3 separate regions of the Homo sapiens genome follow, and regions 1 and 3 are each linked to region 2. Evidence: read pairs that join two places in POLR2A ChIA-PET (ENCODE). Cell type or tissue: MCF 10A. All regions are shown on one strand. Links, peaks and the distances in the headings refer to the core of each region. The heading gives the core; the rest is flanking DNA.

Evidence for each region. ChIA-PET counts read pairs that join two places held together with the same protein. Peaks named below come from ENCODE experiments on the same cell type or tissue, not always from the same donor. Only the 100,000 strongest peaks of a DNase experiment are listed, where the experiment ranks them.
Region 1: POLR2A ChIA-PET joins it to region 2 with 9 read pairs; 3 of 35 experiments call an interaction of 5 or more read pairs at or near these places.
Region 3: POLR2A ChIA-PET joins it to region 2 with 7 read pairs; 2 of 35 experiments call an interaction of 5 or more read pairs at or near these places.

What each region holds. Positions count from the first base shown.
Region 1 is chr20:3,418,223-3,422,997 of GRCh38, reverse strand. LOC105372508 (a long non-coding RNA gene) reads left to right here. Exons shown (of 3, transcript XR_937212.3): 2 at 920-1,047. It overlaps LOC105372509 (a long non-coding RNA gene), which reads right to left and starts at 4,603. Exons shown (of 3, transcript XR_001754709.1): 1 at 4,562-4,603; 2 at 2,866-2,951; 3 at 2,210-2,444. RefSeq lists an enhancer at 2,326-2,395. In MCF 10A, for the core only: no CTCF peak of the experiment used is centred there; a DNase peak (open chromatin) is centred at 2,457.
Region 2 is chr20:3,310,852-3,315,626 of GRCh38, reverse strand. DNAAF9 (dynein axonemal assembly factor 9) reads left to right here. Exons shown (of 37, transcript NM_001009984.3): 20 at 507-594. Among named protein-coding and RNA genes, the nearest start is that of SLC4A11, 74 kb to the right of the region's middle. In MCF 10A, for the core only: no CTCF peak of the experiment used is centred there; a DNase peak (open chromatin) is centred at 2,446.
Region 3 is chr20:3,542,385-3,547,159 of GRCh38, reverse strand. ATRN (attractin) reads right to left here. Exons shown (of 29, transcript NM_139321.3): 4 at 1,270-1,398. Among named protein-coding and RNA genes, the nearest start is that of ATRN, 74 kb to the right of the region's middle. In MCF 10A, for the core only: no CTCF peak of the experiment used is centred there; a DNase peak (open chromatin) is centred at 2,849.

The sequences.
Region 1 (4,775 bases), core at 377-4,376, 110 kb before region 2:
AATATATAACTATATGTTAATGTGATTAACATGTTGTATAATATATGACATATGTTATATATAACATATACAATATATTATATATGTTTAATATATTATACATTTTTAATATATAATACATTTTACTATCTATTATATATACATGGAGTACAAGTGCAGCTTTATTGCGTGCATATATTGCTTAGCAGTGAAGTCTCGGCTGTTAGTGTACACATCATCTGAATAGTGAATATTGTACCCAATAGGTAATTTTTCAATCCTCACCCTTCTCCCACCCTCTCACCTTTTGTAGTCTCCAATGTCTATTATCCCACTCTGTGTGTCTATATGTACACATTATTTAGCTCCCACTAATAAGTGAGAACATGTGGCATTTGACTTTCTGTTCCTGAGTTATTTCACTTAGGATCATGGCCTCCAGTTCCATCCATGTTGCTGCAAAAGATATGACTTCATTCTTTTCTATGGCTAAGTATTACAGTATTCCATGGTATATGCACATACTACATTTTATCCAATTCTCCTTTGACAAACACTTAGGTTGATCCCCTGTCTTTGTGATTATTGTGAACAGTGCTGCAATAAATATTCCAGTGCAAGTCTCTTTTTAATACAATGATTTCTTTCCCTAAAGAGTCTTTTGGAAATTCAGACACAAGCAACTTTCTCCCCTGCCTAAAATTTTTTGTTGTAGAGAAATTCAAAATTGTTGACATGGCCTATGGGTTTCTACACACTGGCTACGAACTCCTTTCCTGCTTCACCCTGCCACCTCCTTTCCCAGGAAGTTTGCTCTCTAGCCCCGCTGAACCATTGTCCCTCCACTCCCTCAGAGGCAGCCAGATTCTGTCAAACCCTCGCTTCTTTGCATTTGTTGTTTTCTCTACGTCTAATGCCCTTCCCTTATTTTTCTTCCTAGAGAAACCCTTCTGGGAACCAGAGTGGTTAGGAACATGGACATTGAAGTTAGAGCTGGAATCGAAACTCAGTTCGAATGCAGCCACCTTTTTGCTTTGCTGAGTGGGAAATGCAAGAGGGAGGCTAGAGGTAAAGCTGGGCAGGCTTGAGAGTTTTTGAGAGAAATGTTGGAATGCTGGGGAGGAAAAAGGTTCAGGAAGGGCTGAGGAGGTTTGCCATCTGAGTTTTGATGTTTCTCTTTATTGTTTCTCCATGGAAATAAATGTATTTATTTATTTAATATTTTGAGACAGCAGGGCCTTGCTCTGTCGCCCAGGCTGGAGTGCAGTGGCGCGATCTTGGCTCACCACAGTCTCTGTCTCCCAGGCTAAAGCGATCCTCCCACCTCAGCGTCCCAATTAGCTGGGTCTACAGGCGCACACCACCATGCCTGGCTAATTCTTTTGTATTTGTTGCAGAGATGGAGCTTTGTCACGTTTCCCAGGCTGGTCTTGAGCTACTGAACTCAAGCGATCTACCTGCCTCAGCCTCCAAAAGTGCTGAGATTGCAGGTGTGAGCAATTTAAATTTAAAATATAAATTTCAAATTAAAAAAATTTTTTGGCCAGGTGCAGTGGCTCACGCCTGTAATCCCAGCACTTTGGGAGGCCAAGGTGGGCAGATCAGCTGAGGTCAGGAGTTCAAGACCAGCCTGGCCAACATGGTGAAACCCTGTCTCTACTAAAAATACAAAAGTTAGCCGGGCGTGGTGGCAGGTGCCTGTAATCCCAGCTACTCAGGAGGCTGAGGCAGGAGAATCGCTTGAACCCAGGAGGCAGAGGTTGCAGTGAGCCGAGATCACGCCATTGCACTCCAGCCTGGGCAACAAGAGCGAAATTCTGTCTCAAAAAAAAAAATTTTTTTTTAATTTTTTGTAGAAACAGGGGTCTTACTATGTGGCCTCAGCTGGTCTTGAACTACTAGCTTCAAGCAGTCCTCCCGCCTCAGCCTCCCAAAGTGCTGAGACTACAGGATTGAGCCACTGCACCTAGCCTCTCCATGGAAATTGCCATAAAATGTAAATTATTTGTCAAGGGAAAAAAATCTTCTCTGACAGTTAATTTGGGCAAGTCACCTAACCTTTCTGAGGCTGTTTCCTTATTTGTATAGTGGAGATAATACCTCATTCTTACCTTATAGAACTGTTGTATTAATTATCTATTGCTGAATAGCAAATTACCTTCAAATTTAGTGACTTGTTACAACATAAGATATTTATTATCTTAATCAAACAGTTTCTGTGAGTCAGGAATTCAGGAGCAACTTAGCTAATTGGTTCTAGATCATGGTCTCTCTGCAGCCAAAGTATCCACTGGGGCTGTGATCAACTGCAGGGTTCACTGGAGTGGGAAGATCTGCTTCCAGGATGGTTCAGTCACATGACTGACAAGTTGATGCTGGTTTTTGGCAGGAGGCCTCAGTTTCTCACCACGTGGGCCTCTCCATAGAGCTGCTTGAGTGTCCTCATAAAACGGCAGCTGCTTTGTCTAGAACAGATTATGCAAGAGAAAGCAAAAGGAAGTTGCATATGTCTTTCATGACCAAGCCTTGGAAGTCACAATGTGTGCCATACTCTATTGGTCACAGGCCAGGCATGATTCAGTATTGAGGGAGGCTATACAAAGGCATGAACACAGGACTTGAGGATCACTGGGGGCCATCTTGGCTGGCTACCACAGAGGATGACATGAAGAGTGCTTAGTGTGGTTTTGAATTATAGCTTTCATTATCACTCAGCTTCCGGACTCCCTCCACAAATGTCATTTCTTCTGAGAAACCCTCTAGATCACCACAGGTAGTTATGAAATAGCCTTGCCAAAAACAATCAAAGTGGAATCTGTACAAGCTTTTATTATTTTCCAACTTCAAGATCCTGATTTGAGGCATTGAAGGAAGAGGAATTTTTACCTCAGGTAAAGTCTCTTGGCTGGTTCAGGCCTTCCTACCTCTCTCTGTTCCCTTGTCACTGAACATCAGAGCCAGCACATTCTCCTCTAAAATAAATGAAAAAATAATAATACATTAGAATTCATGAAAATTAAAATCTTCTACTGCACAAAAGACACCTTTAAGAAAATGTAGTGGCTCACGCCTGTAATCCCAGCACTTTGGGAGGCCAAGGTGGGCAGATCAACTGAGGTCAGGAGTTTAAGACCAGTATGGCCAACATGATGAAACCCCGTCTCTACTAAAAATACAAAAAATTAGCTGGGCATGGTAGTGCATGCCTATAGTCCCAGCTACTTGGGAGGCTGAGGCAGGAGAATCACTTGAACCCAGGAGGTAGAGGTTGCAGTAAGCCGAGATCGTGCCATTGCACTCCGGCCTGAGCAACAAGAGCAAAACTCTGTCTCAAAAAAAAAAAACACAAAAGAAAATGTAAATGCAACCAATGAGAGAAAACATTCCCAATGCATATATCCAGGAAAGGACTCCGAAATAAAATACTCTAAAATAAAGAACTCCTTTAACTCAGTAATAAAACACAAACAACCCATTTTCTAAATGTGCAGAGCACTTTAAAAATATTTTATAACAGAAGATATTCAGATGGTAAATAAGAATATGACAAGATGCCCAACATCATTAGTTATTAGGGAAATGCAAATTAAAATCACAATGGGACACAACTGCATATGCAGGAGAATGACGAAAGTTAAAGACTGACACTACCAAGAGTTGATAGGGTTGTGAAACAACTGGAATTCTCATACACCTCTTTTTTTTTTTTTTTTTTTTTTTTTGAGATAGGTTCTCACTCTGTGGCCCAAACTGGAGTGCAGTGGTGCGATCTCGGCTCACTGCAATCTCTGCCTCCCAGGCTCAAGTGATTCTCCTGCCTCAGCCTCCCAAGTAGCTTGGATTACAGGTGCATGCCACTACCACCCAGCTAATTTTTGTATTTTTAGTAGAGATGGGGTTTCACCATGTTGCCTAGGCTAGTCTTGAACTCCTGACCTCAATGATCCACCTGCCTCGGCCTCCCAAAGTGCTGGGATTACAGGCGTGAGCCACTGCGCCAGGACCGAATTCTCATACACTTCTGACGGGAGTGTAAAATGGGGCACAACCACTTTGAAAAACTGTTAGACGGTTATCTTGTAAAGATAAACATACATGTACCATATAACCTAGCAATTCTTCTATTTACCCAAGAAGAGTGAAAACATATGGCCACACAAAGACTTATACATACATGTTTTATAAGAGTTTATATATAATATCCTCAAACTGGAAACAAGTCAAATGTTCATCACCTAGTAAGTGGATCGACAAATTGTGTTATGTTTGAGCTATAAAATACTACTCATCATCAATAAAAGTGAACAAATTATTGATACATATAGCATAATGAATGAATCTCAAAAATCAATATGCTGATTCCATTTATACAAATTTCAAGAGCAGACAAAACTAATCTACGGACGTTAAAATAAAATCAAGGGCTGGGTGTGAAGGCTCATGCCCATAATCCCAGCACTTTGGGAGGCTGAGGTGGTAGGATCATTTGAGCCTAGGAGTTCAAGGCCAGCCTGGGCAACACAATGAGACCCCATCTCTACAAAAAATTTTCAAGAAATTTGCCAGGCATGGTGGCACTCACCTGTGGTCCCAGCTACTTGGGAGGCTGAGGCAAGAGGATCCCTTGAGCCTGAGAGTTTGAGGTTATAGTGAGCTGTGATTGTGCCACTGTACTCCAGCCTGGGCAACAGAGCAAGATCCTGTCTCAAAACAAACAAACAAAAAAATGAAATCAGTGGTTGCCTAGGGTTAGGTGAGGGATTTGACTGCAAAAGGGTCTCGACTTGTGTGTGTGT
Region 2 (4,775 bases), core at 402-4,401:
CTATGTTGTCTTCACTTCCTATTTGCATTCCTCCCCTTCCCAGCAGAGCTTTAGAAATAACCATTTATGGGGGATACAATTAGAGGGATTCTTTATTCCATCAGGGCCTTCTGGTGTTCTTTTAAAAATCTCCCCATAATATTAAAAGCAGATCCCAGATTGGCCTAGACATGTAGAGCTGAGACATCAAGGCTTTAGGCCAAGGAGAAGCTGCCTCTGTTTTCACAAAGGAAATAAATCCACTGGAACATGAACAAGCATTGCGGGCTTTGATGCCTGGACTCAGAGAGAATCTTAATGTTCTTTTTCTCAGCACAAATCAAGGATGCCAGTAACTGCCAAAGAGCCAGACAATGCCAAAGGCCATGGAATACATTGGGCATATCTGAGCCTGACTCAGCTTTTGTAGACGGACATAATTGGGCAGGACTTTTGATTCTGTGAATATTTATGCTATAAATCACCTATTCTTTTTTGGATTTTTGTTTTTGTTGTTGTTTTTAAAGGGGGATGAGTCTTTCCTGGGCACTTATCTAACAGGAGGAGAAGGAGCATATCTTTATTCCAGCAATCTACAGTCCTGGCCTGAGGAAGGTAAGGAGCTATGACTTTAATGTTTTTGGCCATGTCTGGGTCCCTCATTTGCAGATGTCAGCATGGGTGTTGTAATTAATAATACATCTTCTATTTGAACACAATTGTGGTACAGAAATGTTTTCCTACAGCTTTTCTCTCGACCCACCCACTTTGTAGATGAGGAAATTTATGCTAGGAAGGGCTGATCACAGAACTGTACCTGGTCCTTTTGTTGCTGCCTGAGGTTAGTTAGCTCTCTCAATGGGCTAGGGCAGCAGCATTTCCAGAAATAGAATTTGTGGACCTAAACAGAAGCTGGATTCATTTCTCTTGCTGTGTAACAAATGACCACAAATTTAGTAGCTTAAAACAACACCCTCTTATTATCTCACAGTTCTCCAGGTCAGAAGTTCAGGCAGGCTTGGCTGGACCCAGATCTCTTGAGGTCAAAATCAAGGCATCAGCCAGGCTAGGCTCTTATCTAGAGCCTCTGGGGAAGAATCTTCTCCCAATCTCAGCAAGGATGTTGTTTCCTTTCGCTTGTAGGAATGAGGTCCCCATTTTGTTGGTGGCTGTCAGACAGGGATCCTCTCAGCTCCTCCTCCCAGAAGTCCTTGCTCTTGTGACCCCCTCCATCTCAGCTATAAAGAACCTTCTTGTATTGAATCTCTCACACACTTTGAGTCTCTCTAATTCCTCTTCGGCTATCAGCATGTCAAGTTTTTGCCTATCCCAGCCCACCCTCTGCCCCCCATAATTCATGTCCCTTGTTACCTCCTCCCAAGGGTCTCATCCCATTATGGCTACAGTTCAAAGTCCTAAATCTCATGGGCTTAAATATCTAAAATCTCATGATCAAGCTCATCTAAGTCCCATGTAAATGAGGCTTGGGAGTGTAATCTGTCTACAGCTCCTGAACATAGTTCTCTCCATGTCTGTGGACCTACGAAACTAAAGAGACAAGTCATCTGCCTGCAGCCCTCCCAACATGCAAGGTGGGACTGGCATAGACTTCAGGTTCACAAAGAGGAAAAACAGAAGGTAAAAAGGAGTCACCAGCCCATGGCAGCTTTGAAATTCAGCTGGGCAGACTTCAGTTCCTTGATAAGGTTTCAAGGCCTGGGAATAATTCTGGCTCTCAGCTCTGCCTCGGTGCTCTTGGTTCTACCCTGTTTGCTCTTGGTTTGCTCTGGGCTCATGGCTCCACCCTCTGAGCTTATAGCTACACCGCTGTCATCCTTCCTTTTTCAGTGAAAGGTAGTACTTTGTTTGTAGCTGAGCAGTTTTAACAGCCTGCCTCTTGCCAGTAGAATTTTGAGGGTCCAACAGTCTCCTTCAATTTTATATGTTATCTGTCCCTTTCAATCCAAACTGGCAGTGTTTCTGCTCATATGAAATCCTCAAAAACCTTGTTGGTCTTGCATGGATTTTACAGGGATTTACTGCAAGTTCCTCTTTGGCTTCCTCAAAATAACATTTTCTTATGACTCCTGTTCTTTCCCTGTTGAATATAGCCTTTATGTGAGGGAGGAGTTCTGACTTACTCTACAAATTCCTCAACCTCTACTAAGCAAATCCCCTTTCTGGATGATTTGTTCTTCTTGTTGAAAATATTCTATCCGGTGGCAAATTCCTCTCCCTGTTCTCAGATCACTGGTTCAGCTTCTGCCCCTTCATTCACACAGAAGACAAAGCACAAGGAGTTCTGGTTTTCTATCCACATACTGCTGGAGTGGTAATGGCATTTGTTAACACATCTGTCCCTGCACTTCTGCCTCTCCAGATCCTGGTGCAGAGAACCCAGGAGTTAAGAACATTTGCTGAAGGCAGGGAGTATGTGGTAATACTACCAGCCTTGAGGCAAGATTGCATAGTGTTTTGAAAGCAGATTGTAGGCACAACACAGAGGTGGTTTGTGCTGTGTCATCCTTGAGCCAATTATAATATTTAGCCGGGATATTTGCCAAAATTAGTTTGCACCTTCTTAGCAGAGGGCCTTGTTAGAAAAATAGTCTTGCATTGTATTGAGTTATCCAGCAAGATTCAGTGTATCCTAAGGTCTCTGTGCAAGATAAAGGGCACAGCCAGGGATTTCTGGAGGCTTATTAGTCATAGTCTTTTGATAACTTAAATTTTAAACTTTCTTTGTTGCTGAGGGGAATCTAGTTTGAATTAGGAGATGGTTTTCTGAGGCAGGGAAATTGAATAGAAGCAGAGAATTTAAACAGGAGTCTCCCCTTCCTGTGGATAAGCATTTTACCACTTTGGGATTCAGATCAGGAGCTGATGTAGGTTTTGTGGGGCTTGAAGTTTGTACCATTTGTGGACTCTCTTGAGGAAAATACTACAAAATGATTAGGGCTCTTCTTAGAGCCTTAGAAGGGGACTTGGGCAGGTAAGGGGTCCTGAAGTTCAAGTGTCTTTAGTGTCTTTGTCTTTATAAATCTGCCTTTACTTGGGACTGTGATGAGTTTGAAATTTATCTGTTCCCATCCCCTGAAGGTACTTATCTTCAGCTCCTCAGGATGCATTATCTTTATTGATCTTCATATCCTGAGTCCCATAGAAGGTGAAAACTCGCCTGATGTTGTGCAAGTTGTTATTTTTTCCATACTTTTTTTTTTTTAAAGCCCCCTCACCCTGACTGAGATGTAGTACAAGTTAATGGCAGCATCTAGAGGGTAGTCCAGGTCTGGAGGATAGTACAGGTCTTCTGATTTTTCACCCAGCAATTACTTACAGATGAAAAGAATAGTACTTCCTGGCAGGGTGTGGTGGCTCATGCCTGTAATCCCAGAACTTTGGGAGGCCAAGGCGGGCGAATCACCTGAAGTCGGGAGTTCGAGACCAGCCTGACCAACATGGAGAAACCCCGTCTCTACTAACACTACAAAATTAGCCAGGCGTGGTGACGCATGCCTGTAATCCCAGCTACTCGGGAGGCTGAGGCAGGAGAATCGCTTGAACCTGGGAGGCAGAGGTTGTGGTGGGCCAAGATTGTGCCATTGCACTCCAGCCTGGGCAACAAGAATGATCTCTGTCTCAAAAAAAAAAAGAAAAAAAAGAAAAAAGAGAATAGTGCTTCCTTTACCTTGAAGTTTTTTTCAGCTCTAGAACTGTTTCTCTTCACCAGTTAGTGGTGTCTGCTATCACAAGATGTCTTGCTTTTCAACTTCCCATTCATTCGTGTCCTTCATGTGCCCTTCTCTTCCCCGCCCTGCTGTCTGTGGCCAGGCAGGCTGCCCAGTACCTAATCCTCAGGAACCTGCTTTAGAGTTTTACCACACATGCCTATATACCTAGACAATATCTTATTTTGAACTTAATACAAATAGAATCATAATGTAGACCTGCTTTTTTTGCTCAGTATTCCTAGGATTCATCCAGTTTGTTGTATGTAAGCCATATAGCTTACTCATTTTCATGGCCCTATAGTATTCCTTTGTATGAACATGCAGTATCATTTTGACTCTTTGTGGACATGTGAGTTATAGTTTTTGTGCTAGGTGCAGTGGCTTGTGCCTGTAATCCCAGCTTCTCAGGAGGCTGAAGTGGGAGGATCACTTGAAGCTAGGAGTTCAAGACCAGCCTGGGCAACAGAGTGAGACTCTTGTTTCTACAAAAGAATTTTTTAAATTAGCCAGCATCTGTAATCCCAGCACTTTGGGAGGCTGAGGCAGGAGGATTGCTTGAGCCCACAGTTCAAGACCAGTGAGACCCCATCTCTACCCAAAAAAAAAAAATTAGCCAGGCATGGTGGCATATTCCTGTAGTCCCATCTACTTGGAAGGCTGAGACTGGAGGGTGGCTTGAGCCCAGGAGTTCAAGGCTGCAGTAAGCTATGATCTCACCACTGTACTCCAGCCTGGTTGACAGAGCAAGACCCTAACTCTAAAAAATAAATAAGTAAATATAGGCTTTTTTTGGTATTGCAGACTGTACTGTTATGAGCATTCTTGTGCATGTCTCTTGGTCCACATGGGCAAATGTTTCTGTAGGGTTGGAATGAAGAGTAAAAATTTGGAATTTTAGTATGAGCCCACATATGGCTTTTTTTGATGAGGCCAGACTGTTTTACAAATTGATTGTCCCAAATTATACTTCCAGCAGCAGCATACAGGTATTTGAGTTTTTCCATATTCTGGCCAACACTTGCTGTTTTGCCAGTTTTGCCACTGTGGTGAGTGTGCAGTGCTGTT
Region 3 (4,775 bases), core at 377-4,376, 230 kb before region 2:
ACTTAAGGATTCAGTCCAAATGGGTTTGCTCAACACTGCATAGCTAGAGCCCGAGGTACAAGTAATGAAATCAAATCAACCCTGCTGGATTCTCATAATAAGAGGATAAGAATAAATAACTCATAAAGTCAAAGAAATTAAAGGAGGTAGGAGATTTGTGCAGAACTGTTAGCTCCTCATGGGTGGGAGGACTATCCTATTCTTCTTGGTAGCCTCCTAATGATGAGCTTTACAGAGTTGCTGAATTCATGCTTGGAAGTCTGGGAAGGAAAAGAATAAAACAAACTGCCAACAATAAACTACCATCCTCATGGTACATATTCCTCTGTACACTCTCTGAAAATTTGTATTTAATAGAATTTAAGGTTACTGCCCAGATTGGTATATTTAAAATTCCTTAGTAATTTTATCTACTCATTTCAGATGGAAGAAGGCAGGCTAGTTTAACTTAATGTAAGAATTGAACTATGGCCAGGCGCAGTGGCTCACGGCTGTAATCTCAACACTTTGGGAGGCCGAGGTTGGCGAATCACGAGGTCAGGAGTTCAAGACCAGCCTGGCCAACATGGTGAAACCCCGTCTCTACTAAATATGCAAAAAATTAGCTGGGCGAAGTGGTGGGTGCCTGTAATCCCAGTTACTCAAGAGGCTGAGGCAGGAGAATTGCTTGAACCCAGGAGGTGGAGGTTGCAGTGATCCGAGATCATGCCACTGCACTCCAGCCCAGGTGACAGAGTGAGACTCCGTCTCAAAAAAAAAAAAAAAAAAAACAGTTGAACTATAACGCATCTCATAATAATATAATTGTACTGACAGTGCTTTGAAACAATGTAATTCAGAATTTAAAAGGGGGGATAAATGGACTATCAAGGTACTTTAATGAGTATAGATTTCTTCTACTATCGAGTACATGACAACTACTAATATTTGTGGAGCTGTACTTTGTAAAATTCCAACGTTTTTGTCCATTAGCAGAAAAGTCCCTCTCTTCTAGAAGTTCAACAGCATCAACACCTGGGTTTAAATTGTGGTCCCACCAGTTACTTTGACAATCTACTAACCTTTTCCTGCCAGTTTCCTCAATTATAAATAAGCAGAAAAACAGAGCCCAGACCTCACTGAATTTATGGAAGAATTTTAAATGAGAAAATCCATGTAAACTGCCTGACGCTATGCCTGGCTCTCAATCTATGTTAGCCATTATTGTTGTTAAAACATAGTAGATAGTCTCCTGAATGAAATCACAAATACTAGACTTAAGTATCTTACCTGTAAGTAATATTAAATCCAGTCAAATTATAAGCAGCATCACTAAAAAAATGCAGCAAGGCATAACCTGATGTGGCAACAACCTCAGGGACAGTCTCATTGCCATCTCTCTCAGGAACAATGAGGCCACTGAAATGAAAACACACTTCTTATAGAGGGAAGCACAAGCACAGACATGTCAAATTGTAGCAGACAGAAATTAAAAACAAATCCGTCCTTAAAATTTAAAAACCACATCCAGGAAGACAGGCAAATTCCTGTGATAAACACACAGTGCTACCCTATCAGTTCTGGATCCTTGAGGAACAGATCTGAATCTTTTGCTAGGCTTCCTTTATTCTGAGTTGTATTTCTAATGAGATTTGAAATCAATGGCCCTATTCTTTTTCTTATAAAACTTTTTATACTGCTTCTTTGAAAAAATAAACCTCCACAATCACATAAAGTAACAAATTTTATGAGTGATGAATACCACACATATATTGCTGAAAGACATGAGGTTTTTGTTGTTTTTTTTTTTTTTTTTGAGACAGAGTTTCGCTCTTGTTGCCCAGGCTGGAGTGCAGTGGTGCAATCTCAGTACAATCTCTGCGTCCCGGGGTTCAAGCGATTCTCCTGCATCAGCCTCCTGAGTAGCTGGGATTACAGGTGCCCACCACCATGCCCAGCTAATTTTTTATAGTTTTAGTAGAGACAGCATTTCATCATGTAGGCCAGGCTGGTCTTGAACTCCTGACCTCAGGTGATCCACCCACCTCGGCCTCCCAAAATGTAGGGACTACAGGCGTGAGCCATTGTGCCCAAGATATTTTATATAAAATATTTATATAAGAATACGAAGAAGCTAAACAAACACCCATAACTCCAACACTGTTAGTATTCTGATGCATTTTCTTAGCCTAATTGATGTTATTTACATTGTATATTCCATTTTACAAATAAAACTTAACGCATTTTCTATATCATTAAAAGCTCCCTAGGTTCTTCTTAAGACCTCACTCACAACCCAGCACATGACGGATTCTAAATGTTTGTTGTGTGACTGGTAAAAAAAAAAAAAAAAACCTTACTGAGTAAAAGGGTCTAAATGATGCCTTTAAGACTCTAGAGCCATAATACCAACTTGCTTTCCAGAAGAGATATGTGATTTGAAATCGTATCAATACAGAATGAAGGGTCCATCCCACTTCACTCTGCCAACAGCAAGGACTACTAGTTCTATTTTAATTTTGTTAATTTAATAAGTAAAAAGCAATTTTTAAATTGTGGTTCTGAGTTCTTTTTACTCCTGAGGTTAATTGTTTTTCTTATGTCTACCTGCTGTTGCATTTCTTCATATGTCCATGATTTTTGCCCCATTATTGATTCACCACCACCACCACCACCACCACCACATTTGGTAAAAGCCTATATCCTTGCCAGGCCCTACGCAATCTGTCCCAGACACACAACCTCATGCTCATTCACTCTGACCTAGCAATTCTATTTCTTTGTAGAAGAAATACTTGCTCATGTACACGATGACCAATATACAAGAATGCGAACCACAGCACTGTTCAGATGGCAACAGGTTGAAACCCATCTAAATGCTCATGCCCAGAAATCTGACTGCATGAGTCACTGCATATTACCTAGGTCTGCGGGACTAACAAGAAGCTCAACAGGCATTCTGATAAGGGCATGGGGGAGAAGCAAGCTGCAAAACAATGGACCGTACATGTGTACACTTACACATACCTATATAAATGCATACAAAAATGGCTGGAAGAATCCATAAGCAAGGAATGAAAATGAGGAGGGGAAGGGATTTTCGTTCCTTTTGTTTTGCTTTGTTTTGAGACAAGGTCTCACCCAAGGTCTAGCTAGACCCAAGGTCTAGCCCAAGCTAGAGTGCAGTGGCATGATCACAGCTCACTGCAGTCTTGACCTCCTGGGCTCAAGAAATCTTCCCACCTCAGCCTCCTGAGTGACTGGGACTACAGGCACACACCACCATGGCTGGTTAATTTTTAAGACTTTTTGTACAGATGAGGTCTCACCCTGTTGCCCAGGCTGGTCTTGAACTCCTGGGATCAAGTAATTCTCCTGCCTCGGCCTCACAAAGTGTTGGGGTTACAGGCCTGAGCCACTGTGCCTGGCCCTTCATTCATTTTTTTTTTTTTTCTTGAGACCGAGTCTTGTTCTGTCACCTAGGCTGGAGTGCAGTGGCACAATCTCGGCTCACCGCAACCTCCACCTCCCTGGTTTAAGCAATTCCCCTGCCTCAGCCTCCTCAGTAGCTAGGATTACAGGCGCACCCCACCATGCCCAGATGATTTTTTTTGTATTTTTAGTAGAGACGGGGTTTCACCATGTTGGCCAGACTGGTCTTGAACTCCTAACCTCAGGCAATCCGCCCACCTCGGCCTCCCAAAGTGCTGGGATTACAGGTGTGAGCCACCACGCCTCGCCCTTCAATTTTTAATATGAAGACAGAACTCTAGGAACTCTGAAACTCTGGTGCTCCAGGAGTTACAAAACAGTGATGCATTTTCTACTATGTATTCAACTAACAAATATTTACTAAGCACTTACTACATGTGAGTCACTGTTCTAGGTACCAGGAATACAACAGTGAATAAGACTATGTCCCTGCCTTCATGTAGTTCACATTAGAAAAACAACAGATAAGCCCAGATACTCCCCACACAGGTGTGTGTATACGTAATGCCAGGTAGAGACAAATGCTATGAAGGGAAAGAGAGCAGAGGGAAAGAACAGAAGGTGCTACTTTAGAAAGGGTGAAAGGAAGGCCTCTTAGAAGAGGTGACATTTGATTGGAGATGTAAATGAAGGGTTAACCATCATCAGGCTTTCACTGGTTATATACACCAGAATCCCTTGAAATGCAGAAGGAATAAGTACTGACAAGATCAGGGCCACCTGGAAACAGGTATGTCAAAAGCAATCTTCGGCCGGGTGCAGTGGCTCACACCTGTAATCCCAACACTTTGGGAGGCCAAGGTGGGAGGACTGCTTGAGCCCAGGAGTTCAAGACCAGCCCGGGCAACATGGTGAGACCCCGTCTCTACAAAAAAAAAAAAAAAAAATACAAAAATTAGCTGGGCATAGTGTTGCATTTTTGTGGTCCCAGCTACTGGGGAGGCTGAGGTGGGAGCATCTCTTGAGCCCAGGAGGTTGAGGCTGCAGTGAGCTACGTTCCTGCCTCTGCACTCCAGCCTGGGGGAGAAAGAAAAGGAAAAGGGAAGGGGAAGGGGAAGGGAAGGAAAAGGGGAAGGGGGAAGGGGGAAGGGGAAGGGAGAAGGGGAAGGAGAAAGGGGAAGGGGAGGTGGAAGGGGGAAGGGGAAGGGTTCCTCTAGATCACACAGTCTAACAACTGCCCCACCAGCATATAACTTTCCTAAAAAAAAAAAAAAACTCTAAAAGGAATAATGTTCTTTTGAAGAATTTTCTCAACCACTCTCTCTGCTCTACCACCGCTACCACTGTTTATCAAATACACAGTC